Linked DNA regions of Homo sapiens: region 1 is linked to region 2. Evidence: chromatin contacts called from ENCODE Hi-C data. All regions are on one chromosome and are shown on one strand. The core of a region is the stretch at or near the end of the contact, and the rest is flanking DNA. Distances in the headings are between cores, read along the strand shown.

What was found. A loop is a pair of places that touch in the nucleus more often than their neighbours do. Pooled maps may share reads with other maps.
Region 1: a loop to region 2 is called in a map of PC-9, with 3 times the contacts of the local background. The contact joins the promoter of MUC5B here to the enhancer-like site in region 2. A Hi-C loop is called at or near these places in 3 of 168 maps with a recorded cell type or tissue (GM12878, PC-3 and PC-9) and 1 of 50 pooled maps.

Annotation. Positions count from the first base shown.
Region 1 is chr11:1,219,840-1,226,324 of GRCh38, forward strand. MUC5B (mucin 5B, oligomeric mucus/gel-forming) reads left to right here and starts at 3,227. Exons shown (of 49, transcript NM_002458.3): 1 at 3,227-3,354; 2 at 5,842-5,898; 3 at 6,366-6,437. The coding sequence starts at 3,285. RefSeq lists enhancers at 3,068-3,765, 3,766-4,461, 4,462-5,159.
Region 2 is chr11:1,147,368-1,154,046 of GRCh38, forward strand. No RefSeq gene overlaps it. Among named protein-coding and RNA genes, the nearest start is that of MUC5AC, 7.2 kb to the right of the region's middle. RefSeq lists an enhancer at 4,387-5,140. Within about 2 kb of position 4,389, at least 6 of the 41 ENCODE cell types and tissues checked have a DNase peak (open chromatin) inside an H3K27ac peak, as active enhancers do; they include PC-3 and PC-9, where a contact is called at or near this core.

The sequences.
Region 1 (6,485 bases), core at 1,977-4,476, 71 kb after region 2:
GGCCTGGCTCAGACTCCGTCAGAGCCGCAGGGCAAGTTCCTGGCACGTCCGAGGTGGGAGGCTCCTCTGCGCTCCAGGAGGCTGTGCCTGGCCCCCCTTCCCGGCAGGAACCGGCTGTGTCCCTTTCCTTCCTTTATCTTCTGTTTTCAGCGCCTTCAACTGTGAAGAGGTGAACTCTTCAAACACGCTGAGCAAACAGGCCCGACTCCCAGGGCCGCATCCGGGATGTCTCAATAGCTGTGGCCTTGACGTCCACCTCGGACCCCTGCCCCGGACCCAGCCCAGTTCCCAATGGGCCCTCTGCCCGGGGAGGTGCCTAGTGGGAGGGACGAGGGCAAAGTCGGGGCCCCCACTTGTTTGGTGTCACTGTGTGCCAGCGGCCACTGGCGGGCGAGGCTGTTCCAGGGTGGAGGCGGGGAGGGTTGGACCACAGGCACTGAGCGGGGACAGAGGAGCTGCCTGAGGGTCCCAGCTCTGCCATGGAGAAAACGCTATCTCGCTGATGCAGAGGTGCCCGGCCCACTCGAGCTGGGGGTGAGGGGGCTGCTCCCCAGTGGGCCGCCAGCCCCCATGAAGGCCGCGGGCACCGGCCGTGGTCAGGGAGGGCAGGGGACAGGCAGTGGGGGCCAGCAGGGGAGACACTAGGCTTGGCCCCAGCACCCAGGTGGGCATCGGCTTGTGAGCTGGAGCCGCGGGCAGGGAGGGGGGATGTCACGAGGGCTTGGCTAAGGTGGGAGACCTGGGCGGGTGCGTCGGGGGGACGTCTGCAGCAGAGGCCCGGGCAGCAGGCACACCCCTCCTGCCAGTGCGAGGAACGAGGCGCCACAGCGGCCGGTAGCCCCCCATTTGCCCAGCCTGGCCTGGAGCAGGCAGGAAGGCCGGGGAGAGGGGTCTGGCTGGGGCCTGGGTGCAGTCACAGCCACGAGCCCAGGGGTGGGGACTCTGGCCCACCCTCCAGACCATCCTCAAGGCCCACTGGCCCAGGCATCCCCGCCCACCCCTCCCACCGTGCCGTGCTGCAGCGGGTCTACCGGCCTGGATGTGAAAGAGAGCTTGGAGACCCCAGAGACCTCGGAACCTTCAGCTTTGGAAGTGACGTCGGTGGGGTGGGTGGGGGGAGCACAGGCTCTGGAGTCCCGGAAGTGAGCGGGGAGCTACGCTGAGATCTGGGAGACCCCCTGCCCCCACCCAGGTACAGGGCCAGGCAGAAGCCCGAGGTGTGCCCTGAGTTAAAGAAACCGTCACAAAGAACAAAGGGAGAAGGCGGGTTCCAGCCTCCACCACAGCCCTCGCGCTCTGAGGAGCCACCTGGGGGCCTCAGCCATGAGGGGTGACAGGTGGCAAAACGGGCCAGCTCCGTTCACGTCGCTGTGCAGCTGTCTCCGCCCTCCATCTCCAGAACGTTCTCACATTCCCAAGCTGAAACCCTGTCCCCATGCAACACCAGCTCACCATCCCCTCTGCCAGCCCCTGGCGCCCACCGTCCACACTCCGTCTCTGCGGGTTTCATGACTCCAGGGGCAGCACACGAGTGGCCCCTCCTGCCTTTGTCCTCTGTGTCCACCTGCCTCACTCTGCACAGTGTCCCCAGCTTCCCCCATGGAGCAGCCTGGGCCAGCCTCTCCTTTTCACGGCTGAACCGTATTCCACCGCACGGATCAGCCTCACGATGCTGACCCAGTCCTCCGCCCAGGGACACATGGGCAGCTTCTGCCCTTTGTCAGTGATGCTGCTGTGGACATGGGTGTGCAAATGTCCCTCAGGACCCGCCTTCAGTTCTTCTGGGGACAGACCCAGAGTGGAGTTGCTGGTCACCCCCACCAGCAGGGCACAGGGCTCCGGGTCCCCACGTCTCTGCCAACACTTCCTACTTCCTGTGTTTCTTGATCCCCGCCATCCTATTGAGCGTGAGACAGGTCAGAAGCTTTGAAGATGGGCTTTCGTCTTGTCCCAGAAATCCCACCTCTAAGAATTTAACTTCAGAAAGACAAACGCGGGGGAGCTGGTGCAGGGCCCGTGACGGGGACTGTGACGTAAATAAAACAACAGACCTGGACACCACCCTAGGGTCCCCATGGGGCCGGACGAGGCCACACCACCCGACCTGGTGCTTCCTGCCTGGCGTCTGCGCCACGGAGCATTCAGGACGCTGGTGACCAGGGAGCCAGGAGGTGGGAGCATCTGAGGTGCAGGTCACACGGGCAGGAGGTGTTTGCAAGAGGTATTGCAGCGCGGACGGAGTGTCCTGCAGATGACGCTGTCTGTCCTGTAGATGACGCTCGTCAAGGAGGTTTACCACATAGCCCCCAGGAAGCCCACCCGACACCAGCCGGAGGTGCTAGGCTTCTGCGGCTCCCACCTGGGGCAGGCGGAGGACCCCGGGCAGGTCCAGGACCCCCCGGAGCAGCTGCTTCCTCAACCCTGCCAGGGTTAATGAGGAGGCCCCAGAGTGAGGTGGAGGCCAAATGGGACTCAGGGCCGGAGCCTCTGGCCTGGCTGGATCAGGGCTGGCATTGGACAAGCGCAGCTGACTCCCGATGTGCATGGCCAGGAGACACTCTGGGCCTCAGTTTCCCCTTGAATGTGAACCTTGAAACAGATCAGCCCAGAGACCTCCCACGGTCTTCAAGGGGCTCTGGTCAGCTGGGCTGGGGTCTCTGGAAATAGAGCCTCCTCCAGGGACCCCCACAAGCCACCCAGACTGAGCATCCTGGCCATGTGCATGCCTGAGCTCAGCAGGAGCCTCCCGGCCTCCCCGTGGGCTAAGCAGTGGTGGGAGGGGAGCTCCAGCCTCGTGGGCCCTCCCCGGGCCTCGGGGACCCATGGTCAGTGGCTGGGGGTGCTGCCCAGAGGCTGGGATTCCCTTCCAGCAGGAGCCGCAGTGGGGCTGAGTGTGAGGCAGGCTGGCTGACCACTGTTTCCATGGACCCTGCGTCCAAGGCCAGCCCTGCCTTCCAGCGGCTTTGCCATCTAGGACGGGTGCCAGGTGGGGTAGGCCCTTCTCTCCCTTCCGATTCTCAGAAGCTGCTGGGGGTGGGGGCGTCCTGGGCCTCAGGGCACAGAGCTGCAAATCCTTCCTGATCCAGGCCTCTCCCCTGCCACAGCCCCTCCCCGAGAGCAAACACACGTGGCTGGAGCGGGGAAGAGCATGGTGCCCTGCGTGGCCTGGCCTGGCTTGGGGCCAAGGCTCCCTGCTACATAAGCTGGGGCCCCCAGGGGAGCAAGCACCCGGCCCGGCTCCCTCCCTGCCCGTCCCCGTCCCCCCACCCGTGCCAGCCCCCAGGATGGGTGCCCCGAGCGCGTGCCGGACGCTGGTGTTGGCTCTGGCGGCCATGCTCGTGGTGCCGCAGGCAGGTAAGAGCCCCCCACTCCGCCCCCTCTCGATGCTGTCTTCACGGCGGGGGTCTCTGCAGGTCGCTTGCCTGGGAGCTTCTCCTGCAGAGTGCACGGGCAGATCCCCCTACGACTCCCTGAGTGTCCTGGATGGGACCCTACCCGTCCCCAACACAGGGCTCTGGGGCCCCACGGGCTCACAGTGTCAGGAAACTCAGGGGCTGGCTTGGATGGGGTGTCCAGGAGAAGGTGGGCCCCTGACCGCAGGGCAAGGCCCCTGGGAGACCACCGAAAGGGTCTTGGTCTTGGGGGTGGGACAGGAGTGGGCAATGGGGGAGGGGGTCACAGCTGGGGGTCTCTCTGGAGCCCCATGAGGCCCAGGCATCAGAGTGAGCAGGGGCAGGCTTAGCGTGGACCCCTGTCCAGGACCGGCTCTACCCTTCACGACCTCCCTGGGGATCACAGCTGGCAGGGCAGGTGAGGGTACCACCCTCAAGGGTTGCACAGCCAGCCGCAAGAGCCCCGGCCTCAACCCACGCTCGACTCCCACGGCCCATCTGTGGGCATCTCATGCCGCACGGGCTGCCTGGCTCTCAGCCGAGCGTTTTCCCTCGTCTGCTGTCTCTTGGCCAGAGCCGCAGCATTAATACTTACTGTCAATAGAGAAAGATGCAGCCCCAGGGGCCACCGGGAGACACCCAGCCGGGCTGGCCATGAGGCTGCTGCAGCCCCTCCCTGCCCCGCCCTCCACCCCCTCCCAAGCTTGGGGTCTGGGCTGGGCAGGTGAGGCTCCCTGGGGTCTCTCTCCATCTGTGGAAGGGAGGCTGGGTGGTCAGCAGGGCTGGAGGCAGGGGGCTTCCCCCAGTGGCTCCCAGCCTGGGCCCGGGGGGAGCTGCGTCTGGCTGCAAGGTTTGGGGGCTGGTTTGACCAGAATAGCCACCTCCTTGCATCTGATTCTTCCGGGCCATGCAGCCTTGGCTCCCCTCACCTGAGCAGGCAGGGCCTAGGGACTCTCAGCCCACCCGTCCTCCTGTCCTCCACGCACGTCCAAGTTGGGGAGATCAAGCCCTTGGCAGGGACTGTGCTTTAGTCACCAGATGCACGTCCTGTGGCCGGGGAAGGCAGCCCTGCACAGAGCAGCTTCATGTTAGGGGACACACCCCAAAGTGATGGGGTGGCTGGTGGTGGGCACTTCTCTGGCTACAAGATGGAGGCCCAGGTGGTCCAGCCCAAGGAGGGCACTGCACGGAGCAGATAACCAAGGGCAGTCAGCCTGGGCAGGGGAGGGGCTGCCTGGGGGGGAGGGGTTGCCTGGGTTGGGGAGGGGCTGTCTGGGGCAGGGGAGGAGCTGCCTGGGGCGGGGGAGGGGCTGTAGGGCCAGGGAGGGGCTGCCTGGGGCTGGGGAGGGGCTGCTGGGGTGGGGAGGGGCTGCCTGCGGCGGGAGCCGGGGCGTGGGAGTGGCTGGTTGGGCTGGCACACAGGGGCAGGGCTGTGAGCTGTGGGTCGGGGTGGAGGACTCAGGGATCGGCTGGCTTTCTGGGAAAGGCAGTCAACCTGGATCTCTGGAGGCGGCCCCTGTGGTGGTTCCCAGATGTCAGCAGGACCTGGCTGGAAAAGCCAGGCAGGGCCAGGCCAGAGTGCGAACCACAGGGCCGGCCCCTCGCTGAGCCCTGACCATGCTGTGGGGGCTGGGGCCTCACCTCCCACCTCCCCACAGAGAGTCTCAGATCAGGATCCAGGGAGGAGCTCTGGGGTCCTGTGAAGGGGGCGCCCCAACCCAAACTGGGCAGACAATGGCCGGGGGTCCTCAGAGTCCTGTGGGTTGGAGCTGCCTCCTCCCAGCCTCCATGGGGTTGGTGGGTGAGGCCTTGCCCGGAGGCGGTGGTCAGCCTGGGGGACCTTGGGCGGCCATCCCAGTATCAACGGCCACACAGCTTGCGCGGCCCAGAGTCCTGCCCCCAGCCTGCCCCACTCGCCCTGACTTAGGATCTAGTTCGAAACTGGTTCTGTGTTTAGGTTTCTGCTAAGTCACGCCTGGAAGGCTCCAAGTGTGTCCTCCTAACAAAGCTGGTCTTTGTCCTTCTCCAAGGGATGTGTGGGATGGGGCGAAATCCCCCCTTGGGGCGGCCAACGCCTTTTCCTGATTCCATTTTCTCCCCCATCCCTTGAGAAGGAGGCACCATCCCCGCCTGTCAGTCGGGGACAGGGCAGGCCGTGCTGGGGGCAGCTCAGGGCTCCCTGCTGGAAGCTTCCATCCCGCAGGCTTTCCATAGCATTGAGCAGGAGCGGAGGCATCTGCGGCTGACGGTTGGGGTGGCCTGAGCGGCTGGGGAGGAGTCCCGGCCTTGGCCACAGTGTGTCGTGAGGGTGAACCTGCAGGGCATGGAGACCGCCACCAAGGACCCCACATGCGGCTGCCGCACCAGGGATGTGGCCAGGTCCGTGGTTGGGTTCGTGGCTGGCAGCCACATCTAGTTCCTCACTGACTCCCATTCCCTCTTCCCACAGAGACCCAGGGCCCTGTGGAGCCGAGCTGGGAGAATGCAGGGCACACCATGGATGGCGGTATGTGGCCAGGTTCGGGGGTGGGGGGTTCCTGACCAGGCTGGAGGGGCTGGAATTTGGGCTGGGGCAGGCAGACGCCTCTCCAAGCAGCCATGCGTCTGACAGAGACCCTCCCTGGGTCCCCTGCCCAGGACAATACCCAGCACCCGAGGCGGAGCTTGGTGCTCCAAAGAAGAGGAAAGTGCAGAGCAGAGAGACATGCACACAGAAGCACACGCGTGGACAGGCACATGCGTGCCCACACTTACACTGGCACACACATGTGTGCACACACAGGCCAAAACACAAGGGCAGCAGTGTTTGTGGGGCAGACAGGGCCAAGGGTAAAGGGGCTGCCTTGGCCCCAGCCCATCAGTTTTGGGCTCCCCTTCAACTCTGGTGGCTGGCGAGGAGGGTGGGCCCCGGGGAGGGTGTCTCTGCTTCCCCTTCCTGGCCACGTTCCTGGGGTGACCAGCCTTCACCCACAGGTGCCCCGACGTCCTCGCCCACCCGGCGCGTGAGCTTTGTTCCACCCGTCACTGTCTTCCCCAGCCTGAGCCGTAAGCAGATGCTGCCCCTGCCAGCCGGGAAGGGGGTGTTTGCCAGTC
Region 2 (6,679 bases), core at 3,139-5,638:
GTGTGTGTTCACAGGGTTATGTGTCTGTATGTGTATGTATTTGTAGGCTTGTGTATGTGTTTCTGTGTTTGTGTGTTTGCAGGGTTCTATATGTGTTTGCATGTGTGTGTATGCAGGTTGTGAGTATGTGCTTGCGTGTTTGTGTGTTTGAATGGTTGCATGTGTTTGCATGTGCGTGTGTTTGCAGGGTTCTGTGTGTGCACATCTGCTTGTTTGCATGTGTGTTTGCAGGGTTGTGTCTCTGTTTGCATGTGTGTGTGTTTGTGTATGTATTTGCAGGGTTGTGTGTGTGTCTGTTTGCATGTGTGTGTTTGCAGAGTTATGTATGTGTGTTTCCATGTTTGTGTGTTTGCAAGGTTCTGTGTGTGTTTGCATGTATGTGTATGCAGGTGTGTGTGGGCTTGTGTGTTTGCATGGTTGTGTGCGTGTTTGTGTGTGTGCTTGCATGTTGTGTGTGCTTTGTGTGTGTGCTTGCATGGTGTGTGTGCTTGATGTGTGTGTGCGCTTGTGTGTGTGTGTTTGCATGGTACGTGTGTGTGCTTGTGTGTGTGTTTGCATGGTATGTGTGTGTGCTTGCATAGTGTGTGTGTGCTTGCATTGTGTGTGTGTGCTTTGTGTGTGTGCTTACATGGTGTGTGTGTGCTTTGTGTGTGTGCTTGCATGGTGTGTGTGTGTGTTTGCATGGTGTGTATGTGCGTGTGTGTGTGTTTGCATGGCATGTGTGTGTGCTTGTGTGTGTGTGCTTGCATGGTGTGTGTGTGCCTGTGTGTGTGTGCTTGCGTGGTGTGTGTGTGTTTGCATGGCGTGTGTGTGTGCTTGTGTGTGTGTGCTTGCATGGCGTGTGTGTGTTTGCATGGTGTGTGTGTGCTTGCATGGCGTGTGTGCTTGTGTGTGTGTGCTTGCATGGTGTGTGTGTGTGTTTGCATGGTGTGTGTGCGCTTGTGTGTGTGTGTTTGCATGGTGTGTGTGTGCTTGCATGGTGTGTGTGTGCTTGTGTGTGTGTGTTTGCATGGTGTGTGTGCTTGTGTGTGTGTGTTTGCATGGTGTGTGTGTGTTTGTGTGTGTGTGTTTGCATGGAGTGTGTGTGTGTTTGCATGGTGTGTGTGTGTTTGCATGGTGTGTGTGCGCTTGTGTGTGTTGTTTGCATGGAGTGTGTGTGTGTTTGCATGGTGTGTGTGTGTGGACTGCTACTGCTGCCATGTCGCTGCAGTTCAATGGGTTTGTGCGTTGTGATCACACGGTCCTGCCCACAGAGCTGAATGGGCTATTGGGGTTTCCTTGGGTGAGTCCCAGGCTGTGTGTGGGGTGAGTGTGGGGCCTTTCTTGCACCGTTTAGCCTGGCACGCGTTGCCCTCTCTCTCTCTCCCAGGACCACATTCAGGTGCCAGGGCCTTTAATCCTGTGTCCCTTGTCCTACTTACTCCCTCTCCCCAGACTGTGGGACAGGCACCTGGGGCGCACTGTGGGGGCTCTGAGATGCAGGTGGGTGGGCCAGGCCTGCCGAGGGGAGGTGAGGCGAGCAGAGCCCTTTGAGGGTGATGGAGCTTGGCTGGCCCCATGGCCCGAACCCACCTGGCCTAGGGGCGTGGCTCAGAGCAGGTGCACACAGGGCTTATTCACCTGTGCATTCTTCAAACAGTCCAGGTGTGAGTGTGAGGCTGTGAACACACCGGGGGTGTGTCTGCCAGGTGGGGCCCTGGACGGGGTGGCCCCCAGCACCTCTGGGTTTCCAGCCCCCAAAAGTGGGTGTCTCTGGGCCCACCTGCTCCTGGAGCTGGGCTCGCACTGACCCTGGGAAGACAGCCTCCCCTGGGCATTTTGGGGACGCTGGGCCCAGCCCATGCCTCGTGGCTCAGCTTCCCTCAGCCAATACTTTCGAGACATGTATTTCGAGACATCCCTGGAGACATGGCCAGTATATTTGTATTTTATATGAACCCGGAAGGCTGGACCTGAAGAGGCCCCCTGGGTGAGGGGGCCAGGCTGAGCTCGAGTTCCCCAGGGCCTCCAGCAAGAAAGGCACCCAATGCCTCCTTACAGGAGGAGCAGGCGCATGTCCACAGAAGATCTGAAAAGACCCCATCAAAATATTCGTGGGTGTCTTCTCAAGACGAGGGGGGCAATTTTCGCTTTACATTTTGTTCCAATTTTTTATTGTTGTAAAAAACACATAACATAAAGTTGACGTTTTTTGCCACTGCTGGGTGCACAGTGCAGTGCTGTTAGGACATTCACACTGCCGTGCGGCCCGCAGAGCCACCATCTCCAGAACATCTTCGTCTTGCAGAACTGAAGCTCTGTCTTGTTAAACACCAGGTCCCCACTCCCCGTGCCCAGCCCCTGCCCAGCCCTGGCGGCCACCATCTGCTTTCTGTGTGTGTGGATTTGGCGGCCCCAGCCGCTGGTGTAGTGGAACCACGTGGCGTTTGCCCTTCCGTGGATGGCTTGTCTCTCCAAGCCAATGTCCTTGGATCCGCCTACACTGCCGCCTATGCCAGGGCCTCCTTCCTTTTGGGGGCTGCTTGGTGCTCCCCGGCACAATGGGCCTCACCTTGTTTTCCCCCAGATTCGTGGACAGACACCAGGCTGCTTCCACCTCTTGGCTGTGGTCAACAAGACTGCTGACCCTGCTTTCAATTCTTTGTGATTTTGCACTGAGAAAAATACCTTTTAAATGCACGGTCAGAATTTGGTGGACGACACCCCACCCTGCGTATGCATTTGGTGGACGCCCCACCCTGCGCATGCATTTGGTGGACGCCCCACCCTGCGTATGCATTTGGTGGATGACGCCCCACCCTGTGTTGATGCCCCTCTGTCCTCCCAGGGGTCAGAGGTGCTAACCTGTGCCCCAATGCCCTGGTTGGTCTGGGCCCCTGGAAACCACAGCGAGGGCAGCACGCTCTGGCTGGTCCTCTCCCCGAGGCCGACCCGGATGGGGATCCATGGTGCACATGGCCTGGCAGGGCCCCCCATCAGGGAGGGGCAGCATGTGCACAGTGGAGCAGGGGGGCAGGGGACTAGCCGGCAGCATCCCCTGACTCTCATGGGCCTTTGGGGCTACCAAGGTCAGGGGAGGGGCCCAGGAAACTGGCTGGGCGATGGACTGAAGGGGATCTGGGGTCCACAGATCTGCCCCAGAATCTGTGATCCCCTGAGTCTCCAGCCCCAAATTACTCACAGGTGCATGTGCACTCAGGGGCCCTGCTGAAGGTGCCTGGGGTTCAGGAGATGTGAGGGCAATAGGGGAACCAGAGGCATGGGGGCCGAGGGGTGGGGGGAGGGGGATGAGGAGGCCGGGGCTCCCAGGAGCTGAACTGGACCCAGGCACAGGGGAGCCCCCAGCATGGAGCATCGCCACCCGCCCGCCCGCCCGGGAAGATGAAGATGGAAGCAGGTGCAGATGAACGGCTCTGCCACATGGGAGGCCCATGGAGCCGACAGCCACTCCTGGGGGTCAGTGTGGCCCTTGCTGTGGACACGGGTGCAAGGAACTGACGCTTTGGCCAGAACCGTGGGCCTTGGGGGCCAGAGCTCCAGTAGCCCAGGCCACATCTTGGGAGGAATTCTGTTTGTCCAGTGATTCAGAGAAAATAAATAAACGTAGGAAGGCTCCAGATCACGCAGCCCTGCCACAAAATCAAATTTACTCTGCCCCCTCCCTGCCCAGAGGGCCCAGCAGGGTCTCAGCTCCCTCTGGGCAAGGGCCACCCAACCCCGCCATGGGTACGTCCGCCACAGCTCTCCCTCGGGCCCCCTGGTAAAGTCGGGAAGAAATTTAAGCCTCCTTCCTCCTTATTGTGTAAGTTCCTGGCTTGGTAAAAATCTGCTGCCGAAGCCTGCTCTTTCTGTCAACAGCCGCTGATAATTCATGTGTCAGTTTCCCAGTCCCACCCAGGGTGCCTCCCCTTCCAAAGCCGGAGCGTATCCTGGTCCCAGCGCTGAGAAACTCTATTGTCTTTCTGTGAAATCATTCTCCAATTCCCACACGAAGCCCTAATCAGGCTTCCTGATTCTGCCACGTCCCCCAGAACATGGGCTGTCAGAGGCCCGGCCAGGGGCTGTCCTGGACCCCACGGCCCACCCCGGCCTTGGCGAGACTGAGGGTCACAGGTGCTAAGCTACCATCATTTTCTGAACCACCAGGCATGAGAGAGGCTATGTTCAGAGCATGGAAGTGGCAGAAATGGCAGAACATGGTGGCTCCACCCCGTTTTGTGGATGAGGACACAGGCACTTTGCAGGCCCCCAGTGGTCCCAAGTCTAGGAGGAGGGTGGGGCGGGCTGGCACTGAGCTCACCTCTGGACCCAGCATGCCTGGGCACTGTGGAGATGCATGGCTGGGTTCCTCCTAGGGGACCTAGCATGCCTGGACGCTGTGGGGGTGCATGGCTGGGTTCCTCCTAGGGCAGCAGGGCTCTGAGCAGCGGGCTTTAAATGAGCCATTTAACAGATGGTACAGGAGGGTAATGCACGGGCTCAGGGCCCCACAGCGGGAGCTGCTGGAGTCCTACGCCACCCCCCGCCTGGAAGGGAAGATGTCTGCTCCACAGAGCCCTGGGGTCTCCTGTGGGCAGGGTGTGTGGAGCTGCCCTCCCCTGGTCTCCCCAGGACAGACCCCCACCCTCCACCCCAGGTGCCTTAGGGTAGGCGTGGCCTCCCCAGGTCCTGCCAGCCAGAGCCAGGCTGACCCCAGCGGCCCTGCAGGTCACCTCCTAGGGGCTGTGCCCGGAAACTGGGATGGAAGCGACAGGCTGGGGGCAGAGTGTGAGCCCAGCCCAGGGCTTGCGATGTTGAAACCAGTGCTTCCCTCCCCTGCTCACCTGGCCAGTAACCACCGGGCTGGGGTGTCCTGGCTGGGCTCAGGCCGGGCTGGGGGCCTCTCCTGATGCTGCTGGAGGGCAGACTGGGCCAGGTGCCCCCAACAGTGTGCGCTCGGCCTGGTGGGGCTGAGAAACCTGGAACATACACACCTGTGGGGGTGTCTAAGGGGCTCCCAGGGAGTTCTGGGGGGTCCTGGGGAGCAGGACCCTCTTCACTCCCTCCTCCAGGGGAAGTGGCCCTGGGGCACCCCAGGCTGTTCCCCCAGCTCTGTGGGGCCGAAGCCATCCACAGGGGGCTTTCCCCACCGGATGTGGTGCGGGCCGTGGTTAATCTCACTTGAGTTAGTCACCCAGGACAAACAGCTAACCGACACAATTCCTCCCAAGTCCAGGGGGCCGGAGGCGGGGTCAGCACCTGGCGGCAGGAGACAGTGCTGCCCTGGGATGTGGCCGGGCCTCCCTCCATTCCCAATCCTGTTGTCTCTGTGGCAATACCTGGCTGGGAGCTCCTATCAGGCCCGTGACCCCCGCCCTTTCTCCAGTGCCCTCCTGTCTGCATTCACCTGTCAGATCCCGAGGAGAGAGGGGCACTGGCGGCCGCCCAGGACCAGAGCTGTGGGGCCTCCCGCACCAGAGTGCAGTGAAGGTTTGTGGGCTGCGGTCCCGGCGGAGCCCACGTGCCACCCCCATGCACAGCTTTCCTCCTGCACATCCCACAGAAGCAAAAGCTCCCACCTGCCCGGCACTGTCCCCGCCCTGGGGACCCTCCTGCAAACACTTTCCAGATGACAGGCAGCTGCTGGTCCCAGGCACACACCTTCCCTGAAGGTGCCTCTCACCTGAGGGTGCAGGTTCAAGTCAGGAGGGTGGACTCCTGCCCGGTGGGGTCATCACCCTTCTCAGGGGCTGAGGCAGGGTCTGCTTTAGGGGTTGCGCCTGCTTTTCAGACACCGGCCCCCAGGCCCCTGCTGCAGCCCCACCCGGACCGCATGCGCAGCCGTGCCCGCTAAGTGGTCGGCGCTGCGGGCAGGGTGGCCGGGGCATCAGGGTTCCGAGATGCAAGTGCTGGGCTTGGCTACCACGGGGGGTCGGGAGCTCACGGGGGAAGAGTGATCCTGATTTTGAGGCCAAGTCGCTGGTCTTACACCTGTCCTGGCTGCCGGTCTCAGAGCTGACACCGGCCCCAGGCTGGGGGAAGGTATCCAGCCGGCCTGGCCAGGGCCCCTGCTGGGAGGCAGCAGGAGGAGTTATTGTGCTGGATGGGGGTTGGGAGCTGAGGGGACTGGAGATGGCATGGAGCCCTCCGGTGGGTGGGACTCCCGGGCATATGCTGAGAGCTTTAGGCCTCAGGGAGGGTTCCCAGGAGGCAGGTGGCTGCGCCACGGCTCGGCCAGCCCTGCCTGCACCCTCTGAGAGCCCCCAGCAAGGCTGCAGTGACCACCTCAGATTCCCCTCTGAGGCCTGTGGCGTGGCCGGGACCTCACTGCCCCTGGGGACACACAGAAAATGCCCACAGGGCTCAGAAACAAGGCCCAGTGGGTTTTCTGGAAAGTTCTGGGTGTGTGGAGCCTGGGGCTGTAGGCTCTGGAACTGTAGGCACTGGCTTCAGGCCTCCTGAGGCCTCGGCCTGGTGGGGTTTTCATGGGACCAGGTGGTCAGCCCGTGGCCCATGCCCAGGGGTTTTGGGTGCCTGAGCCCAGGCCCCAAGAGGAAGCCCAGCACAGCCAGGGGTCACCAACACTGGTGGGGGGAAGTCACCCCAGCTGGACCCCAGCAGCGGCCCTGGGTGACGTCTGGCTGAGGGAGGAGAAAGCTGTGGCTGGGGCGGCAAGGCCTGGGTGGCCAGTTGGCCAGGT